Regions from separate parts of the Homo sapiens genome. Here region 1 is linked to region 2. The links are chromatin loops, found by intact Hi-C in ENCODE. Cell type or tissue: endothelial cell of umbilical vein. All regions are shown on one strand. Each heading gives the region's core, and the rest is flanking DNA. Links, peaks and the distances in the headings are about the cores only. Region 1 overlaps ERCC8 (ERCC excision repair 8, CSA ubiquitin ligase complex subunit). Region 2 overlaps DEPDC1B (DEP domain containing 1B).

Region 1 (8,000 bases), core at 1-8,000, 210 kb before region 2:
TAGTAGAGACGTGGTCTCACCATGTTTGTCAGGCTGGTCTTCAACTCCTGACCTCAAGTGATCCACCTGCCTTGGCCTCCCAAAGTGCTGGGATTACACGCATGAGCCACTACCCCTAGCCGACATTTTTAAGACTTTGTTCTCACGTCAAATTTTACCAGTTTACACTCCTACCAGCAGTCTGACAGTGCCTTTCGTAGAACATAAATCAGTATAAGCATGACAGTGTAAATAAAGACCTTAAAAACACAGTAGGTAAACAAAGATGAACAAGACCATTGTCCCTGACCTAAAGTAATAGCCTCTGTATTTTTTTTTAACTTTCACATCAAGCAGTAGGAAGATAGAGGCTGTTTAAAGGTGGTTTCTCTCCCACCAAGGTTTATTCTCCTAATAATCATCCTCATTTATCTTAATTTCTACAATATAAAAAGTCTAAAAGCAATGTCTAAAAACAATGTTTGTATATATATACATATATATATACATATAGTTCTTTAAGTTGGAAATATAAATAATGTAGTTGGAAACACCTTAAGGTAATCTTAACCAAGTCATAGTAAAAGCATCTTAAATGGAGGTGGAGGAAAAGTTATTGATAGAGCACGTTTGACATTCAAAAAACATTTTTCATATACTGTGTTTAGTTCCTTTATGAAAAAAGGACTATGTCAAAAACCACATGAAAATATAATTTGTATAGAGGTGGTTGATAGCATCTCACAGCTATTGACAATATATATTTCATACCTAAATTTTCAACTGCTAAGGTTTACTGCTGTGTAAACCTGTGAATTATTTTCTTTTGTCCTTAATCCAAATAAAGAGAAAAAAATACCTTTTGATAAATCTTTAAGTAGCTACCCAATGCCATATGCATACTTCCAGATTTTATCACGTCTAATTTGGTTTATTGTGGCTTGATTAACTTTAGCATACAGCTGCTTTTGGTGTCAGAATATTCTTCTGTATAAAGCTTAATATGGTCAAATAATTAGGTTTAGCCATTTATTTTACATTTCTTTATGTAATTATTGTGTCCTGCTCTTTGGGAATTGCTGTATACATTAAACCCAAGTTAACACTGTAAGCCATGTTAGGAAATATAACATTTTATTTACCAAATGAAAACAGTAAAAATAAATGAAAAGTAAATCTATAGTGACTTATGTATAGAAAAGGATGTTAGAAGAATACTAAATTGTTTAATTCTTAAAGATAATATGTGGCCAGGTGTGGTGGCTCACATCTGTAATCCCAGCACTTTGAGAGGCTGAGGTGGGAGAATCTCTTGAGTCCAGGAGTTCAAGACCAGCCTACGCAACATAGAAAGACCCCATCTCTACAAAAAATAGACAAAATTAGCCAGGTTTGGTGGCTTTACACTTATAGTTCCAGCTACTTAAGAGGGTGAGGTGGGAGGATCACTGAGCCCAAGAGTTCAAGGCTACAGTGAGCCACAATTGCACCACTATACTCCAGCCTGGGTGACAGAGTGAGATCTTGACTCAAAGGAAAAAAAAAAAGATAATATGTGACTGATGGTTTATTTCCTTGTTATGTCGTTATAGTGATAGTTTGAACTCTTCGTGTAAACAAACTTTTGTATATGAGAAATTAAGCAAAACAAGTTAGAAAATCACATAGAGATATACAAATATCAAGTTGAGTTTTGTATTTGTTTTAGAGCTATAAAACCTTACCTTTTAAAATGTCATGTTCATATATTTTAAGATAGCAGTCATTCTCATATTAATATAAAATGGTATGTGCTAAAGTAATTTCCATAAAATTTTAGTTTGAAGCATTCCTGTGAATATAGGCAGAACATGAATGTGATCATGATGCAGATCCCAGTAGAATAGTCTGTCCAGAAGATCCTATTCCTTACATGTATGTTTATAATTTAAGCCATGTTTAAAAGTGCTTTTATCCCAACTACAAAATAAGTATATTTATTTGATATTTATTTCCCAAGGAGGCAGTATACCACACTAGAAAACAAAAAAAAAAAAAACACATACACACATATACATACACATAGTCTTTTTTTTTTTTTTTTTTTGAGAAGGAGTCTGGCTCTGTCACCCAGGCTGGAGTGCAGTGGCACAATCTCGGTTCACTGCAAGCTCCGCCTCCTGGGTTCACGCCATTCTCCTGCCTCAGCCTCCCGAGTAGCTGGGACTACAGGCGCCCACCACCACGCCCAGCTAATTTTTTGTATTTTTAGTAGAGATGGGGTTTCACAATTCACAGGATGGTCTCGATCTCCTGACCTCATGATCCACCCGCCTCGGCCTCCCAAAGTCCTGGGATTACAGGCTTGAGCCACCACCCTCAGCCCACATACTTAGTCTTTAGCTTCAGGAAACTGGGTTTGAATCCCAGTTCTGCCATTTATTCTACTTATGATCTGGGACAAGCTTATAATATTTCCAAATATCAGAATTGTCTAATCAAAGTTATTCTTAGGTTTCCTTTCAAATGCATTCTTCAGATGAGAGTTACCTCCCCATCAATCAAGATGTAATCCCTTAGGGGTGTTTCTCCTGATATCCAAAGTAGAAGATGAATTTAATTCTATCTAAAGAAAGGAAGAACACTGGATGATAGGGACAGGATTTATGGTCTTTAACTATAAATCCTTTTATTTAGTTGGCAGACTGTTTTATTATATTTTGAGGAATCTGGCTTCCTTTTGACCCTCCTTTCTAAAAGCTGGTCTGGTCAAGACAAGCCTATCTATAACTCCTAATTACTTTTTCCTGCCTGAGATCTATAGGGCAGGTTTATTCCAGTTTAAACCTGACCTCTCACTAAGAATCTTACTTTGTTTTGACATTCACACAATACATAACTGTTTTACATATCACTTGTGTCAATGTATAATCACTTGCTGACAACCTGAGAGTTGCCACTAATTACCAGTCAGAAATTTGAAAGTTATCAAGAAATATCCTTGTAGATGTTAAGTTTGGTTCTATTCCTTCTCTAAACTCATAACTAGGTCCCCTCTAAACTCATGCTTCATTATTTCTATAACATTGACACTATCTGTCAGTAGAATTGACAACCTGGTGAGATATAGATGAATATGTTCAAGCACAGACTGCATGTCCACTAGGAGGAGATGTTGCAGAGAAAACTGAAATAATAGTAGTGACACTTGATCAGTGGGTCTCAAATGGTAATGTGTACCACATCCATCTACAACATTTTTACTGCTGCTTTATCATACTACCAGTATAATATTTATTTGTGATTGTTTTGGCAATAAAATGTATTTCTAAAATACTGTAATGCATTCATATATCATTATTTCACTGAAAAGTGAAATAATTTGTATGCAACTGATTATGATTTTCATTTATTTTTGTTTCTTTGCTTACCATACAAAAATAATTTATGATGAAGTATAATTTTGCTTTTCTGTTGAGTTTTCAACTGAAATTAAAATTTTTAATAGGTTACACACTGGGCTTCCATAGTAGGATTAGGAAGCATGGCCCTCATGTGGCTTATCCACCTACAGACATGTGTGTGTGTGTGTGTGTGTGTGTGTGTGTGTGTTTTCCCAGGGCTATTTTTGGTAGTTATCAAAGGCAAGTTAAAGGCTTCTAGAGACAGAGTAGGGAAGAGGAGTCAGCTAACCCCCAATGACAAGATGTCTTTTAATAAACTCTCACTAAATAACCTAATTTAATAGTCAAATTGACAACCCAAAAAGACAGGAAATTCAGTAAACATTTGGATGAAAGACAAAATGAACAGACTTCAGTATACAACTGTTGCAAATAAGTGTACCGTGGCTAGAAATCAGTGAGTAGTTACCTGAGGTTTAATAATAGTTTCGTGCCCAGGAGTGGTGGCTCACGCCTGTAATCCCAGCACTTTGGGAGGCCAAGGCTGGCAGATCACAAGATCTGGAGTTCAAGACCAGCCTAGCCAATATGGTGAAACCCCATCTCTACTAAAAATACAAAAATTCGCCGGTGGCATGCGCCTGTAGTCACAGCTACTTAGGAAGCTGAGGCAGAAGACTCACTTGAACCTGGGGGGCAGAGGTTGCAGAGAGCCAAGATCATGCCACTGCACTCCAGCCTGGGTGACAGAGCAAGACTCCATCTCAAATAATAATAATAATAGTTTCGCTTCTGGACATTTGGAGTATAGCTGACATTAAGTTTAATAATGTAATCTGTTTAACAATAAAGAATGCCTAAATTAATATATTGTTTTCCAGCTCTTCTAGCTGATACTTGGAAAATGTACTAGGAACACGTAACTTTTTCTACTGTTTTCATTGATTGAATTCTAAGATTCAAAGTTATCATATTCATCAAAAGGAAAATGAACATTCTCAGACATGCAGTAGGGGTTACCATTAAAAAATGTTTCTAAGCCGGGCGCAGTGGCTCACGCCTGTAATCCCAGCACTCTGGGAGGCTGAGGTAGGCAGATCACGAGATCAGGAGATCGAGATCATCCTGGCTAACACGGTGAAACCCCGTCTCTACTAAAAATACAAAAAACTAGGTGGAGCCAAGATGGCCGAATAGGAACAGCTCCAGTCTGCAGCTCCCAGCGTGAGCAATGCAGAAGACAGGTGATTTATGCATTTCCAACTGAGGTACCAGGTTCATCTCACTGGGGAGTGTCGGACAGTGGGTGCAGGACAGTGGGTGCAGCGCACTGAGCATGAGCCAAAGCAGGGTGAGGCATCGCCTCACCTGGGAAGCACAAGGGGTCAGGGAATTCCCTTTCTTAGTCACAGAAAGGGGTGACAGACGGCACCTGGAAAATCGGGTCACTCCCACCCTAATACTGCACTTTTCCAATGGTCTTAGCAAACAGCACACCAGGAGATTATATCCTGCGCCTGGCTCGGAGGGTCCGACGCCCACAGAGCCTCGCCCATTGCTAGCACAGCAGTCTGAGATCAAACTGCAAGGCGGCAGCCAGGCTGGGGGAGGGGCGCCCGCCATTGCTGAGGCTTGAGTAGGTAAACAAAGCGGCTGGGAAGATCAAACTGGGTGGAGCCCACCACAGCTCAAGGAGGCCTGCCGGCCTCTGTAGACTTCACCTCTGGGGGCACGGCATAGCCAAACAAAAGGCAGCAGAAACCTCTGCAGACTTAAATGTCCCTGTCTGACAGCTTTGAAGAGAATAGTGGTTCTCCCAGCACGCAGCTGGAGATCTGAGAACAGACAGACTGCCTCCTCAAGTGGGTCCCTGATGCCGAGTAGCCTAACTGTGAGGCACCCCCCAGTAGGGGCAGACTGACACCTCACAGAGCCAGGTGCACCTCTGAGACAAAACTCCCAGAGGAACGATCAGCTAGCAACATTTGCTATTCACCAATATCCACTGTTCTGCAGTCTCTGAGCTGATAGCCAGGCAAACGGTCTGGAGGGGACCTCCAGCAAACTTCAACAGACCTGTTGCTGAGGGTCCTGACTGTTAGAAGGAAAACTAACAAGCAGAAAGGACATCCACACCAAAACCCCATCTGTACGTCACCATCATCAAAGACCAAAGGTAGATAAAACCACAAAGATGGGGAAAAAACAGAGCAGAAAAACTGGAAACTCTAAAAGTCAGAGCACCTCTCCTCCTCCAAAGGAACGCAGCTCCTCACCAGCAACAGAACAAACTGGATGGAGAATGACATTGACGAGTTGAGAAAAAAGGGCTTCAGACGATCAAACTACTCCGGGCTAAAGGAGGAAGTTTGAACCCATGGCAAAGAAGTTAAAAACCTTGAAAAAAAATTAGACAAATGGCTAACTAGAATAACCAATGCAGACAAGTCCTTTAACGACCTGATGGAGCTGAAAACCATGGCACGAGAACTACGTGATGAATGTTCAAGCCTCAGTAGCTGATTTGATCAACTGGAAGAAAGGGTATCAGTGATGGAAGATCAAATGAATGAAATGAAGTGAGAAGAGAAGTTTAGAGAAAAAAGAATAAAAAGAAATGAACAAAGCCTCCAAGAAATATGGGACTATGTGAAAAGACCAAATCTACATCTGATTGGTGTACCTGAAAGTGACGGGGAGAATGGAACCAAGTTGGAAAACACTCTGCAGGATATTATCCAGGAGAACTTCCCCAATCTAGCAAGTCAGGCCAACATTCAAATTCAGAAAAACAGAGAATGCCACAAAGATACTCCTCGAGAAGAGCAACTCCAAGACACATAATTGTCAGATTCACTAAAGCTGAAATGAAGGAAAAAATGTTAAGGGCAGCCAGAGAGAAAGGTCGGGTTACCCACAAACGGAACCCCATCAGACTAACAGCAGATCTCTTGGCAGAAACTCTACAAGCCAGAAGAGAGTGGGGGCCAATATTCAACATTCTTAAAGAGAAGAATTTTCAACCCAGAATTTCATATCCAGCCAAACTAAGCTTCGTAAGTGAAGGAGAAATAAAATCCTTCACAGACAAGCAAATGCTGAGAGATTTTGTCACCACCAGGCCTGCCCTAAAAGAGCTCCTGAAGGAAGCACTAAACATGGAAAGGAACAACCGGTACCAGCCACTGCAAAAACATGCCAAATTGTAAAGACCATCAAGGCTAGGAAGAAACTGCATCAACTAACGAGCAAAATAACCAGCTAATGTCATCATGACAGGATCAAATTCACACATAACAATATTAACCTTAAATGTAAATGGGCTAACTGCTCCAATTAAAAGACACAGACTGGCAAATTGGATAAAGAGTCAAGACCCATCAGTGTGCTGTATTCAGGAAACCCATCTCACGTGGAGAGACACACATAGGCTGAAAATAAAGGGATGGAGGAAGATCTACCAAGCAAATGGAAAACAAAAAAAGGCAGAGGTTGTAATCCTAGTCTCTGATAAAACAGACTTTAAACCAACAAAGATCAAAAGAGACAAGGCCATTACATAATGGTAAAGGGATCAATTCAACAAGAAGAGCTAACTATCCTAAATATATATGCACCCAATACAGGAGCACCCAGATTCATAAAACAAGTCCTTAGAGACCTAAAAAGAGACTTAGACTCCCACACAATAATAATGGGAGACTTTAACACCCCACTGTCAACATTAGACAGATCAACAAGACAGAAAGTTAACAAGGATATCCAGGAATTGAACTCAGCTCTGCACCAAGCAGACCTAATAGACATCTACAGAACTCTCCACCCCAAATCAACAGAGTATACATTCTTTTCAGCACCACACCACACCTATTCCAAAATTGACCACATAGTTGGAAGTAAAGCTCTCCTCAGCAAATGTAAAAGAACAGAAATTATAGCAAACGGTCTTTCAGACCCCAGTGCAATCAAACTAGAACTCAGGATTAAGAAACTCACTCAAAACCGCTCAACTACATGGAAACTGAACAACCTCCTCCTGAATGACTACTGGGTACATAACGAAATGAAGGCAGAAATAAAGATGTTCTTTGAAACCAACGAGACCAAAGACACAACATACCAGAATCTCTGAGACACATTCAAAGCAGTGTGTAGAGGGCAATTTATAGCACTAAATGCCCACAAGAGAAAGCAGGAAAGATCTAAAATGGACACCCTAACATCACAATTAAAAGAACTAGAGAAGCAAGAGCAAACACATTCAAAAGCTAGCAGAAGGTAAGAAATAACTAAGGTCAGAGCAGAACTGAAGGAAATAGAGACACAAAAAACCCTTCAAAAAATCAGTGAATCCAGGAGCTGGTTTTTGTAAAAGATCAACAAAATTGATAGACCACTAGCAAGAGTAATAAAGAAGAAAAGAGAGCAGAATCAAATAGACGCAAAAAAAATGATAAAGGGGATATCACCACCAATCCCACAGAAATACAAACTACCATCAGAATACTATAAACACCTCTATGCAAATAAACTAGAAAATCTAGAAGAAATGGATAAATTCCTGGACACATACACCCTCCCAAGACTAAACGAGGAAGAAGTTGAATCTCTGAATAGACCAATAACAGGCTCTGAAAT
Region 2 (12,267 bases), core at 2,658-10,657:
TCTCTCTTCAATTTCTTTCAACAGGGTTTTGTAGTTTTCTTTATAGAGATTTTTTCACTTCCTTGTTAAATTTATTCCTAGGTATTTTTTTTTTGTAGCTAGTATAAATGGGATTGCTTTTTTGATTTCTTTTCAGCTAGTTTGTTATTGGTGTATAGAAATGCTACTGATTTTTGTGTGTTGATTTTGTATCCTATAACTTTATTGAATTTATCAGTTCTGAATTTTTTAGTGGCATCTTAGGATTTTCTCTATATAAGTTTATGTCGTTTGTGAAAAGGGAGTACTTGACTTCCTGTTTTCCAATTTATATGTCGTTTATTTCTTTCTCTTGCTTAATTGCTCTAGTTAGGACTTCCAGTACTATTTTCAGTAAGAGTGGTGAAACTGGGCATCTTATCTTGTTCTAATTCTTAGAGGAAAGGCTTGCAGCTTTTCTCTGTTCAATGATGTTAGCTGTGAGTTTGTCATATATGGCTTTTATTGTGTTATATTCCTTCTGTACCTAAGTTATGGAGAGTTTTTGTTATGAATGGATGTTGAATTTTATCTAATGCTTTTTTTCTGCATCTATTGAGTGGTCATATGGTTTTTGTCCTTCATTCTGTTGTTGTGATGTATATATATATAAGTAAATCTTTATTTCTTTCACTGCATTCTCTCTTTCTTTTTGAGACAGGGTCTTGCTCTGTTACCCAGGCTGGAGTGCAGTGGTGCGATCTTGGCTCACTGCAGCCTCAACCTCCCAGGCTCAAGTGATCTTCCCACCTCAGCCTCCTGCATAGCAGGGACTACAAGCGCACGCCACATGCTCAGCTAATTTTTTTAAAAAATTTTGTAGAGACAGGGTTTTGCCATGTTCCCCAGGCTGGTCTTGAACCCCTGAGCTCAAGAAATCTGCTGGCCTCAGCTTCCCAAAGTGCTGGGATTATAGGCATGAGCCACCATGCCTGGCAGATTTGTGTATACTGATCCTTCCTTTCATCCTTGAGCTATATCCCATGTGATTATTGTATATTACCTTTTTGATGTGTTGTTGGATTTGGTTTGCTTGTAATTTGTTGAGGATTTTTGTATCTATGTTCATCAGGGACATTGGCCACTTTTTTTCTTTTTTTGTTGTATCTTTGTCTGGTTTTGGTATCAGGGTAATGCTGGCCTTATAGAATGAGTTAGAAAGAATTTCCTTCTCTTCCATTTTTTTGGAATAATTTGATAAGAATTGATATTAATTCCTCTTCAAAGGTGTGGTAGAATTCATTAGTAAAGTTGTCCAGTCCTGGACTTTTCTTTGTTAGGAGACTTTTTATTAGTGATTCAATCTTGTTACTTGTTATTGATCTATTACAGATTTTCTATTTATTTCTGGTTCAATCATGGTAAGTTACATGTGTCTATGAATATATCCATTTCCTTTAGGTTTTCCAATTCGTTGCTTATATTTATTCATTAAATAGGTTTTCTATGCCTTTTGCCATCTTTCACTTTCTGAAATGCTCAAGATACACATATTTATTTGCTTAATGGTAATCCCATATGTCATGTAGGCTTTCTTTATTTTCTTTATTTTTTAATTTTTATTTTTTTAATTATACTTTAAGTTTTAGGGTGCATGTGCACAACGTGCAGGTTTGTTACATATGTATACATGTGTCATGTTGGTGTGCTGCACCCATTAACTCGTCATTTAACATTAGGTATATCTCCTAATGCTATCCCTCCCTGCTCCCCGCACCCCACAACAGGCCCCAGTGTGTGATGGTCCCCTTCCTGTGTCCATGCGTTCTCATTGTTCAATTCCCACCTATGAGTGAGAACATGTGGTGTTTGGTTTTTTGTCCTTGCGATAGTTTGCTGAGAATGGTGGTTTCCGGCTTCATCCATGTCCCTACAAAGGACATGAACTCATCATTTTTTATGGCTGCATAGTATTCCATGGTGTATATGTGCCACATTTTCTTAATCCAGTCTATCAATTGTTGGACATTTGGGTTGGTTTTTTCTTCATTTTTATCAGACAGGGTTATTTCAAAAGACCTGTCTTCAAATCGAGAAAGTTTTTCTTCTGCTTGGTCTAGCCTATTGAAATGTTGGTTGTATGCTTTTTTATTTCATTTACTGAATCCTTAATTTTCAGGATTTCTGTTTGGTTCTTTTTAATTATAACTATCTTTTTATTAAATTTCTCATTCAGAGCTGGGTGTGGTGGTGTGTACCTATAGCCCCAGCTACCCAGGAGGTGAGAGTATTGCTTGAGTAGGGGAGTTTGAGTCCAGCTAGGGCAGCATAGTGAGACCTTGTCTCTTAAAAAAAAAAATTATAATTCAGATCATAAGCTATTTTCCTTATTTCTTTGTATTGTCTGTCTGTGTTATTTTGTATCTTATTGAGCTTCCTTGAAATCATTATTTGAAATTCTTTTTCAGACATTTCATTGATTTCCTTTTCTTTGAGATGTTAATGGGGAATGATTGCGTCTCTTTGGAGGTTTCATGTTTCCTTGCCTTTTCATTGTTTTTATGTCTCAATGTTGTTATCTGTGTATCTGGTGGAACAGTTGCTTCTTCTAGTTTTATGGATTGGCTTTTGTAGGTAAAGACTTTTTTCCTGTAGATCTATCTATAGTGTTGGCTGGTTAGAGTGCCTTCCCTTTGATTTTGGGTATGCACAGTAATTTAGTCTCTATTATTTCTTTGGCTGTAATCAATGCCAGTGGTGTCTGTGAGTTCCTCAATGGCTTAGGTTGTTGGCAGAGGCTGTGGCAAGGCTTTTCTGATGATGTAGATGCCAGGCAGGCTGGTCCTGCCGCTCTGGGTGGTGTATGTGTGCCCTTGGGTGGTGGTAGTGGGCAAGGTGTGATGGTCCTCAGGTCCCTGGGTGGTATATGCAGGTGCTGGCATTGGTGGTGGGGGGCCTGGGTGGGCTGGTCTGAAGGGAAACATTTTGTAAGTAGTTCTGAGAATAATGGAATGGACATTGAAGGGTTCTTGCTGGAAAGGAAGGAACTAATGTTCTAGAGCTTCTATGTTGTTCCATCCTCATCACATAATTCATTATTTAACTCAACACCTGTAGGTGGAAATGGTAGTATCCTAGTTGTAAAGATTGGGAAATTAATAAAGCCAAAATAACTAACTGGTCCAAAGTAATCCAGGTAGTGGTAGAAGAGTCAGGATTTGAAATGAGGTCTTCATCTCTGAAGCCTATGCCAGGCTGCCTCTATTTTCACAACATGAGGTTGACTTAGTTTATCAAATATATTAGTGAATGAAAGAGTAAACACACAGAATAAGCAAGAAACATTTGGTGTAATCAACACGTTTATATTCACAAAGTTCTTGCAATGCATTAAGTACCATGTAATACGTATTAAATGATGAACTGTCTTCTTCAAGAAGTTCTTCTCAAATAAAGAAGGCAAGGGAAACATAACCTAAATACTTATATAAATATAGCAAAAGAGAGGTGGTTTCCTTTATCTATTTGTTAGAGAAAGCTACCTAAAATATAAGGGTTCTTTTTGTATATTTTGAAGAGAGGGAATTTGCATATATATGTTAGAGAATTTTATAACAAAGATGATTAGTAAAGCCCTTATTTTGGAATATGTCAAAAATGATTTCTAGATTTAAGAAATGCATGTCATATTTGTTCTGTGAATGCATTTAAATTTGTAATTTTTTTTTAAAGACTCAAGATGTTCAGTATAGAAAAATTGAAGGGAGGAGTGAATTTTAGTGTATAAGAAAGGAAAGCAAGTTCATAATATCTGAATGCCTATAATAATAATGAGATGTTACAGAGATGTACTCAGCACTATACTTCTTTCCTGTTAACCAACAGCAATTACTAGAAAGAGTTCTGGGTTTGCTGCTGGTGAAAACAATTTTAGATTTCACTAAATGGTGCTCATGGTTGAACCAGGTGCTGTTGTCTGTGTCTTAAAGCTTCATGACCCTAAACTTCTAATGGATGAGGAGATTGAATTATACTACTTTATATGTTTATAAGAAATTTTGGTTTATGAAACATTTCTACTTCTGTGATGTCATTTAATCTTTATGATCTCCTCTGATCTTTACGACAATTCTATGAGGTAGACAGGGTACATATTTAATCCTCAGACACTTTCCCCTTTAAAATGTCTAAACAAAACACCAAGAATGTTCTAATTAAAGAAATTCTGTACTTACTGCTTCTGCCCATCTGTGTATGTGAACAATTACGTAATATTATTTAAACCTAACTTAGTGGGTTCTATACAAATAAAAATGTATATTATGATAATTGTTTTGGATTATTTAATGAGAAAAGTGTTTGTCCTGTTGTAGCCCTTTAGCAGGAAAGGTTTCTCTGGCATGGAGCCTATACATGGCTCCTGACTTGCTCTCATCACTGGTGCTAGCTCTGGTGGGTGGTTGAACTGGGAAGGTTTTCATGGCTTACAGGTAGAAATTCACAGCTCAGATGGTGGGGATTGAGATCTAACATGTAGGGACCATTTTCTTTTTATTTCCTGCCTGTCTCATTCCTTTTTTTCTTTCCTTCTCTTTTTTCTTTTTTGTTTCTACCTCTGTGTGTGTCATTCTCATGTTTCAACTTCTCTTTTTCTTCCTCTTTCTTTCTATTCCTTTTCTCTCATACTTTCTTGCTTTTCTGGCCTATTTTCAAAATACTGATTTTAATTTGAAACTAAAGTTTGTTATGTAGCTATCGCCAGATTTATTGAATAATGTTACTTTCACAGTTCTTAATGTAAAAAGCAGAGGAATCATACTACCCAGTTTTATGGCTTAGTATAGAAAGCCATAGAAGTTAATACTATGGTGTTGGTGAAGTGAAAGACATATAGATCAGTGGTACAGAATAGAGAGTCCAGAAACAGATACATATAAATATGCCAATAGATTTTTTTACAAAGATGTAAATTCTATTTAATGGGAAAAGATGAGTATTTTCAGCAAATTATGTTGGAATAATTGGGCATCCATCCATGCATGTGCCAAAATAAAAAAAGAACCTCAACATAAACCTTATACTTCATACAAATATTAGTTCAAAGTGGATCATAGATTTAAATATAAAACTACAGAACTTTTAGAAAAACAGGAGAAAAATCTTTGTTTTGGTATTAGGCAAAGAGTTTTTAGACATGACACTAAAAGCACCAAACATAAAGGAAAAATATGATAAACTGGATTTCATCAAAATGAACAATTTTTGCTCTGTGAAAGACATTGGATGAGAGGATGAGAGGACAAGCTACAGATGGGGAAAATATTTGCAAACCACATATGTGACAGTGGAGTGCTATCAAGAATATGTAAAGAGCTCATCAACTCAACAGTAAGTAAACAAGCAATCCAATTGAAAAATGAGCAAAAGACTTGAAAAGACATATCACCAAAAGTATGCAGTTAGCAGATGGGCATTTGAAAAGATGTTTGATGTAGTATACATTAGGGTGATGCAAATTAAAGCCCTAGGGAGATACAACTATGTATCTATTAGTATGTTTAAAATAAAAATACTAATGATATCTAGTGCTAGTGAGGATGCAGTCACTGGAAATCTTATACATTGCTGTTGGACACCTAGATTGTTAGTCACTTTGGAAAAGTTAGTTTCTTTTAAAGTTAATAAGTACATTGACTATATGATTCAGCATTCCTACTCCTGGGTATTTATCCTAGAGAGACAAAAACAATGTTTACACAAAAACTCGTTAAGTGAATATTTATAGATTGCCAGTAACTGGAAATAACCTAAACATTCTTCCATGGGTGAATGGATAACTATTGTACATCCATACAATGTAGCACCGCTGGGTGGCAGAAGGGTGCGACTGTAAAGGGAGAGCAGGAAGGAGCGTTTTCGGGAGTAATGGAATAGTTCTGTTTCTTGATTTTGGTGGTAGATACACAAGTGTATACATGTGTTAAACTTGATAGGGCTATACACCAAAAAAAAAAATTTTATTTTACCATATGCTAATAACTTTCTTAAGCTAGAGATTTGCAAAACCTGTATTTGTACCTCCAGTGAAAGAAACTCAAATTTAAGTTGTTTGAGGGAGGTGGCCCTTAAGTCATTTTCTGTGGCCCTGGGAAAAATTCTTTCATCACTACCCAATAGGTCTTTTGGACCCGTTTTAGATACCTCACCTTTAAATTAATGGACTACTTCCTCCCTCTAGTGGACATCTTTTGTTTTTCTAGGAAAGCACAAAACTTGTTAGTGTGATTTTATTTTTCTTTTGTTTTTACTCATTTCATCGTCATGGGTTGTTGTCCTGTGATTAGTTGGATAAGTTCTTAGCCTTACTGGGCATTGGTTTTCTCAAATATAAACTGACAGGGCAACAAAGTGATACCCTGTCTTTACAAAAAGTTAAAAGTTTAGTTAGGTGAAGTGGTGGCATGTACCATAGACCAAGCTACTCCAGAGGCTGAGTGGGGCAGATAGCTTGAGTCCCAGAGTTCAAGGGTGCAGTGAGCCATGATCATGCCACTGTACTTCAGCCTGGGTGACAGAGAGAGACCTTGTCTCATAAAAAAAAGAAAAAATAAAAAAGAAAAAAATGACAGGGAGGACTAGATCTTTAAGATCCTTTTTAGTTCTAAACTTTTATGTTTCCAGGTATGGAGTACCTATCACATGTTTTCCAATCCGTGGCAGTGAAGGATCTAAAAAGGAAATATAATGTGATTCTTTATCTGCCTGACTTTATAATCTCTTTTGAGAGAGAGAGAGAGAGAGAGAGAGAGAGAGAGAGAGTGTGTGTGTGTGTGTGTGTGTGTGTGTGTGTCTGTATGAAAAAGATTCTGCTACTTAGCAGAATCAAGACAGTATTTAATTAATTACCTAAAATAACCCATAACAAATAATCAGTTACACTGGCAGTCATTGGGTTGACATATCTATTTTGTTTGACCAGTATTGTGGTTTAGTCATCAAGTTTTTTCTATCTCCTTTTTATTTTTAAATTTTGTATATTTTGTGAAGATAATACATTTATGTGGTTCGAAATTTACAAAGTGCAAAAGGGCATATGCAATGAAAAGCCTTCCTCACATATCCCTCCCCCAGCCACTCAGTTCTCTTTCTCATAGACACTTAACATTATTAACTTCTAGCACAGTGTCTTAATACATTATGAACCGGAAAGTCTTTAGATGGGGCAAACTCACTCCAGTGGCCACATTCCCCACCATTTCCCTATAATATTATACCAGACTGTATCATGATTATGTTATCTGCCTGGCCATTGTAGGAATTGTGTCTGTGATCCAGTTGGTGTGGACTGGAGTGTTTGGAACCTTATGGAACGGGAGGGGGATGGGGAGGAGAAGGAGAAGGGGAAGGAGACGGAGGAGGAGCAGGACTTCAGCCTGGGTCGGCTAAACAGTGCAGGATCTGGATAAAAAGAAGGGATGGGAAGGAAAAGGAAAGATGGCAAGATCAAGGCTGTCAGTCAAAAACACACAAATAAGCTTCCTGGGAGAAAAGGGAGGAGGATGACCCGGCTGGAACAGAAATCTTAGGTCAGGAAATCATGAGGGATACATTTGGTGGAATTTCTTACATTTCTGACTATGGAGTAGGGTTTTATTTCAAAAGGAGAAGTTATTAAAGCGAGGCATAGTGCCATGCGCCTGTAGTCTTAGCTACTTAGGAGGCTGAAGCCAGAGGATTCCTTAAGCTCAGGATTTTTTTTTTTCATTATTATACTTTAAGTTCTAGAGTACATGTGTACAACGTGCAGGTTTGTTACATATGTATACATGTGCCGTGTTGGTGTGCTACAGGATTTTTAAGGCCAGCCTGGGGAACATAGTGAGACCCTGTCTCTTAAAGAAGAAAAAAAAAAAAAAGGCCGGGCACAGTGGCTGACGCCTGTAGTCGCAGCACTTTGGGTGGCTGAGGTGGGCAGATCACGAGGTCAGGAGATCGAGACCATCCTGGCTAACACAGTGAAATCCCGTCTTTACTAAAAATACAAAAAAATTGTAGCTGGGCGTGGTGGCAGGTGCCTGTAGTCCCAGCTACTCGGGAGGCTGAGGCAGGAGAATGGCATGAACCCAGGAAGCAGAGCTTGCAGTGAGCCGAGATTGTGCCAGTGCATTCCAGGCCTGGGCAACAGAGCAAGACTCCCTCTCAAAACAAAAAACAAAAAAACAAAAAACAAAAAAAAAAAAAAGAAAAAAGAAACAGAGAAGGCAGCTACTGTTAGTGTTTTGAGCAGTGATGGAGTCTTTGTTCTAGAACAGAGTTAATTGAATAATAGGGACAGAATAGATTGTAAGGCAGAGAAGCTGGTGAGGCGTTTAAGGTAACTGGTGAAAGCGATATTGCCTAGATGAGAATGCTAGCCGTGGGGCTGAAAAGGAAGGAAGGGCCTGTGTTTTATAGGCAAATTTCAGGCTAGACCCTGTAACTGCTCTGTATGTAGTCCGTAAGCTTTGTTTGAAGTCTGATTATTTTTGAACAAAGTTTTAAACATATTGTTCATTAATCTGAAATTGCTAGTTACATTTAGAATCTTTGTTAATGTTTAGCATCTGCTTACAGAGGCTTGGAATGTAACTGTAACTGTTTTCAAGCCAATGAACAGTTCTTCAAACATACCTGCAGTGTTTAGTGGGTGTCTAAGTCTTTGTGATGGGTTTGTTCCTAGGTAATCTCTCAAGGATTTTGGAGTCCCTGGAGCTGGGTGACTGTCTCAGAGTCTGTACCCACATCTCCCACAAAGGTCAAGAATGAATGCCCAGGTTGTTGTGGGATAATGATGAAAATATACATAGGGACAACTTGGTTGCTGCCAGGCATTTCTTTTCTATTTCTGTTTCTTGCCAAACTCCTTTTCTATTTTGTAGGAATCCTCATTTGTGTGGGTGTTGGTGGGAGGCAGGGCCCTGTGCCCTACAGTGGAAACCGACAGGGGTGAGACACTCCTGCTTCCTACCCCTGGCAGTGAGGGCTCAGGCATGTCTTCTCCTTGGTCATTTGTATGTTCCTCCTTAGGACTTTGAATCTTGAATGAGGCATGCAAAGGGGAAGGGACAGCTTAGAATCCTCCTGTGACAGACGTGGTGGACTGCAGGAGCAAGGACAGAAGTACACAGAGGCATCCAGAGCTACTGGCAGTGGCTTTAGGACCAGATTGTTCCTGGAGCATGAACTCACTTGTGCTTCCTTCTGTGTGTGCTGGGTGGCCTCCTTTTCCTCCTTTGTCTTATCCGCCACCCCCATCTTGTTTCTCCAGCTGTCCAATTGATTTTGTGTTCTATTTGGTATCTCCAAATTCCTTTATGGTTAAATCAGCCAGAATTTGTTTCTGTTCCTTACAGTTGCAACTAAGAACCCAGATGGATATAACAAGCAATGGCTGTAGAGTGAGCAAGACTGGGGCAGCTTTTTGGGCCTAGGAAATAGCACAATGACTATTATGTGTTTGTGACTGCAACAGATTATTAGGTGTATGTGAAAGCAAAGCAACAGATCATATTGATCTGTAGCAATCACACATATGGGGGATGGATTTGAGTTCAGGATCCTTTGTAGGCACTGAAGCACAGGAGCAGAGTCTACCAAGTATAAGTAGTAGGCCAGTTATATGTGGACCCAAGGTTCAAAGTTATGTATTAAGCTGATAAGTCAAACTGATTCTGGGGTTATGTTATCACTGCCATCTTTGCAAAAGAACTAGTACATGTAGGTGTGTTAAATAGAATGTTGAAATATATTGCCCTGAGTCATAAAAGGTAATTCCTGGTTATTGATAGACTTTTGTTTTATAATGTCCTTTTTTAGGCTTTTTGGTGATTAACTCATGATAATTTCAAATCCTTGGCTTATTCTTCTATCCTGATCCTTCATTTGGGGTCATAGTTCCTGCTGATTTCTTTATCCTTTTCCTTTATATTTATTTGTTTTAAACACTTGGTCTTACCAACTGGCCTTGAAATTTTTTTTTTTTTAATATCCTTACCCAGGTTTCTTTGCTGAGAATTCATGATGCCTAGTTATTATCCACTAGTGTCCTTAACCTCTTTATTCCTGAGTTTGCAATTTTTTGAATTTTTGCAATCAGACCTTGGTGGTGACCTTGAGCAGTAGGATAGAGATGACTCCCACATGCTTAGCGTTCCAATAATGGAACAGGAGGCATAAATGAGTTTAAATGGGAAATGGAATAAAGGACTCCAGAAATATGAAAGGAGCACGGCTGACTGAAAGCTCCCAATTTACACAGAAGAGAACACTCTTTTGGAGAGAACAGGGATTGAACAAGAGTAGTTCTCAGATATTATTGACCTAGAAACAAAATAATAAATATCATATAGGCATTAATCAGTTCTAAACTATAACTTGCTGAGAAGAGTGGTAACTTGCCTTGAGATGTTGGTTGTTAAGACTAGATTTATAAAAGTTGTTGAAAGCTGGGGTATACTATTCCCTGAATTTGTGGAGTTGACAAGCTCTCAAACTAGGAATGGGAGAGGCCCACCAAATGTTTCCTGTGAACATAAGGAAGCACAGTCAGCTTAAGCATTTTATGCAGCTAGTGCCCAGTCAGCATTTCCCCAGTCACTTGATTAACACTTCTTTTCCGGCTTCTTAGCTCAGTTTTGTGTTTTTGGGTCTCTGTTAATTAGATCCTCACATATGCTGCTTCTTCCAGTGCCCCCCGCTCCTCCTCCTCTCCTTTCTCAGGCATCATGGAGTTCCTGTTGTATGCCAGGCATGGTGCTAAACACTTTTGATGCATGCCCCTATCTATAGTTTAGTTAGAAAGACAAACAGATAAATTCGAATTTATTGTTTCACATGCTGCAATGTATGTGAATTCATTGTTATAGGAGGGCTGAGGAATTAACTCTGCTTGAATCAGTCAGAGAATAGTTTGCTGTAGAGGTGACACTTGAGTCTTGATGCATCAACAGGTGTGTGTCAGGGAAGGAAGGGAGACAGGTTGGTCAGGGTGATCAAGGGCGCGGGAACCCAGTAAACAAGTTAGGTATTATTACACAGGCAGTTGTGGGAGATAAGGCTGTGAAAGAATTTGCCTTTTATCTCTGTGTCCTCAACACCCAGCATAATGCCCAGTATTTATTGACAAAGAAGTTCAAAGGTTAGTCAGTGAGTTCCCTTTCTTACTGTGAAGGAGTTAAACAATAATCACCCTACCTCTGTTCCCCAGTTAAGGTCGCTCAGTCCTCCCCATATCAGGTGAACTGCAGTTAAGTATAATGTGAGCTTAGTATGGAAGGACTATAACAAACACAGGTTTAGAATGAGGCAGGCCTGGGGTCTAATCTCAGCTTTCAGTTACTACCATTCATGTGATCTTAAGCAAAATGCTGACACTCTCTGAATCTCTGTGACCTCATCTACAAAGTAAGACTGCTAACATTTCTGTTTTTAGGATATACTGGTCACCAAGAATAGATGTAGGTATGACATGATTTGCCTCTGTGTCCCCACCCAAATCTCATGATGAATTGTAATCCCCACATGTCAGGGGAGGGACCTGGTGGGAAGTGATTGGATCATGGGGGAGGATTTCCCCCTTTCTGTTCTTGTGATAGTGAGTTATCACGAGATCTGATGGTTTAAAAGTGTGGCACTTTCCCCTTTGCGCTCTTTCTTTCTCTCCTGCCACCTTGTGAAGAAGGTGCTTGCTTCTCCTTTGCCTTCTGCCATGATTTTAAGTTTCCCGAGGCCTCCCCAGCCATGTGGAACTGTGAGTAAATTAAATCTCTTTTCTTTATAAACTACCCAGTCTCAGGTAGTTCTTTATACCAGTGTGAAAACGGACTAATACAAGGTATTTACCAAGTCTACTGTAACTTGCGCTCAAATTGAATGAGCCAGTTGTTGGGGATACAGTGGGAACATGACAGACAGACTTTTTACCCTGGTGAAGGCTATACAACAAGCAAATAAGTGTTCCTTTATCTCTGTATCCACCAGACCCAGGTCAACAAACTTGATCTGAAAAGGGCCAGATAGTGAATATTTGCAGGTCATATAACCTCTGTCAGAATTGCTTAACTGCAGTTGTAGGGAGAAAGCAGCCATACACGGTGTGTCAATGAATGGACATGGCTGTGTTCCACCAGTAAGACTTTACATCTAATAAAGCAAGTGGTGGGATTTGGCTCACAGGGCATAGTTGTTAGACTCTAAGTTTCTTGAGGGCAAAGACTGTTGTTTATTCTTGTATCTTTGTTACCTATTGGTGTCTGATATGTGGCAGGTACT

The links. Peaks named below come from ENCODE experiments on the same cell type or tissue, not always from the same donor. Only the 100,000 strongest peaks of a DNase experiment are listed, where the experiment ranks them.
Region 1: a loop joins it to region 2, with 6 times the contacts of the local background. A loop is called at or near these places in 16 of 110 quality-filtered maps.

What each region holds. Positions count from the first base shown.
Region 1 is chr5:60,878,541-60,886,540 of GRCh38, reverse strand. All of the region lies in intron 11 of ERCC8 (ERCC excision repair 8, CSA ubiquitin ligase complex subunit), which reads left to right. Among named protein-coding and RNA genes, the nearest start is that of ERCC8-AS1, 35 kb to the left of the region's middle. In endothelial cell of umbilical vein, for the core only: no CTCF peak of the experiment used is centred there; no DNase peak of the experiment used is centred there.
Region 2 is chr5:60,671,837-60,684,103 of GRCh38, reverse strand. The region is part of intron 2 of DEPDC1B (DEP domain containing 1B); the gene reads left to right. Among named protein-coding and RNA genes, the nearest start is that of DEPDC1B, 22 kb to the left of the region's middle. In endothelial cell of umbilical vein, for the core only: CTCF peaks have their summits at 6,032 and 6,232 (motif pointing left); a DNase peak (open chromatin) is centred at 6,203; H3K27ac peaks cover 285 bases.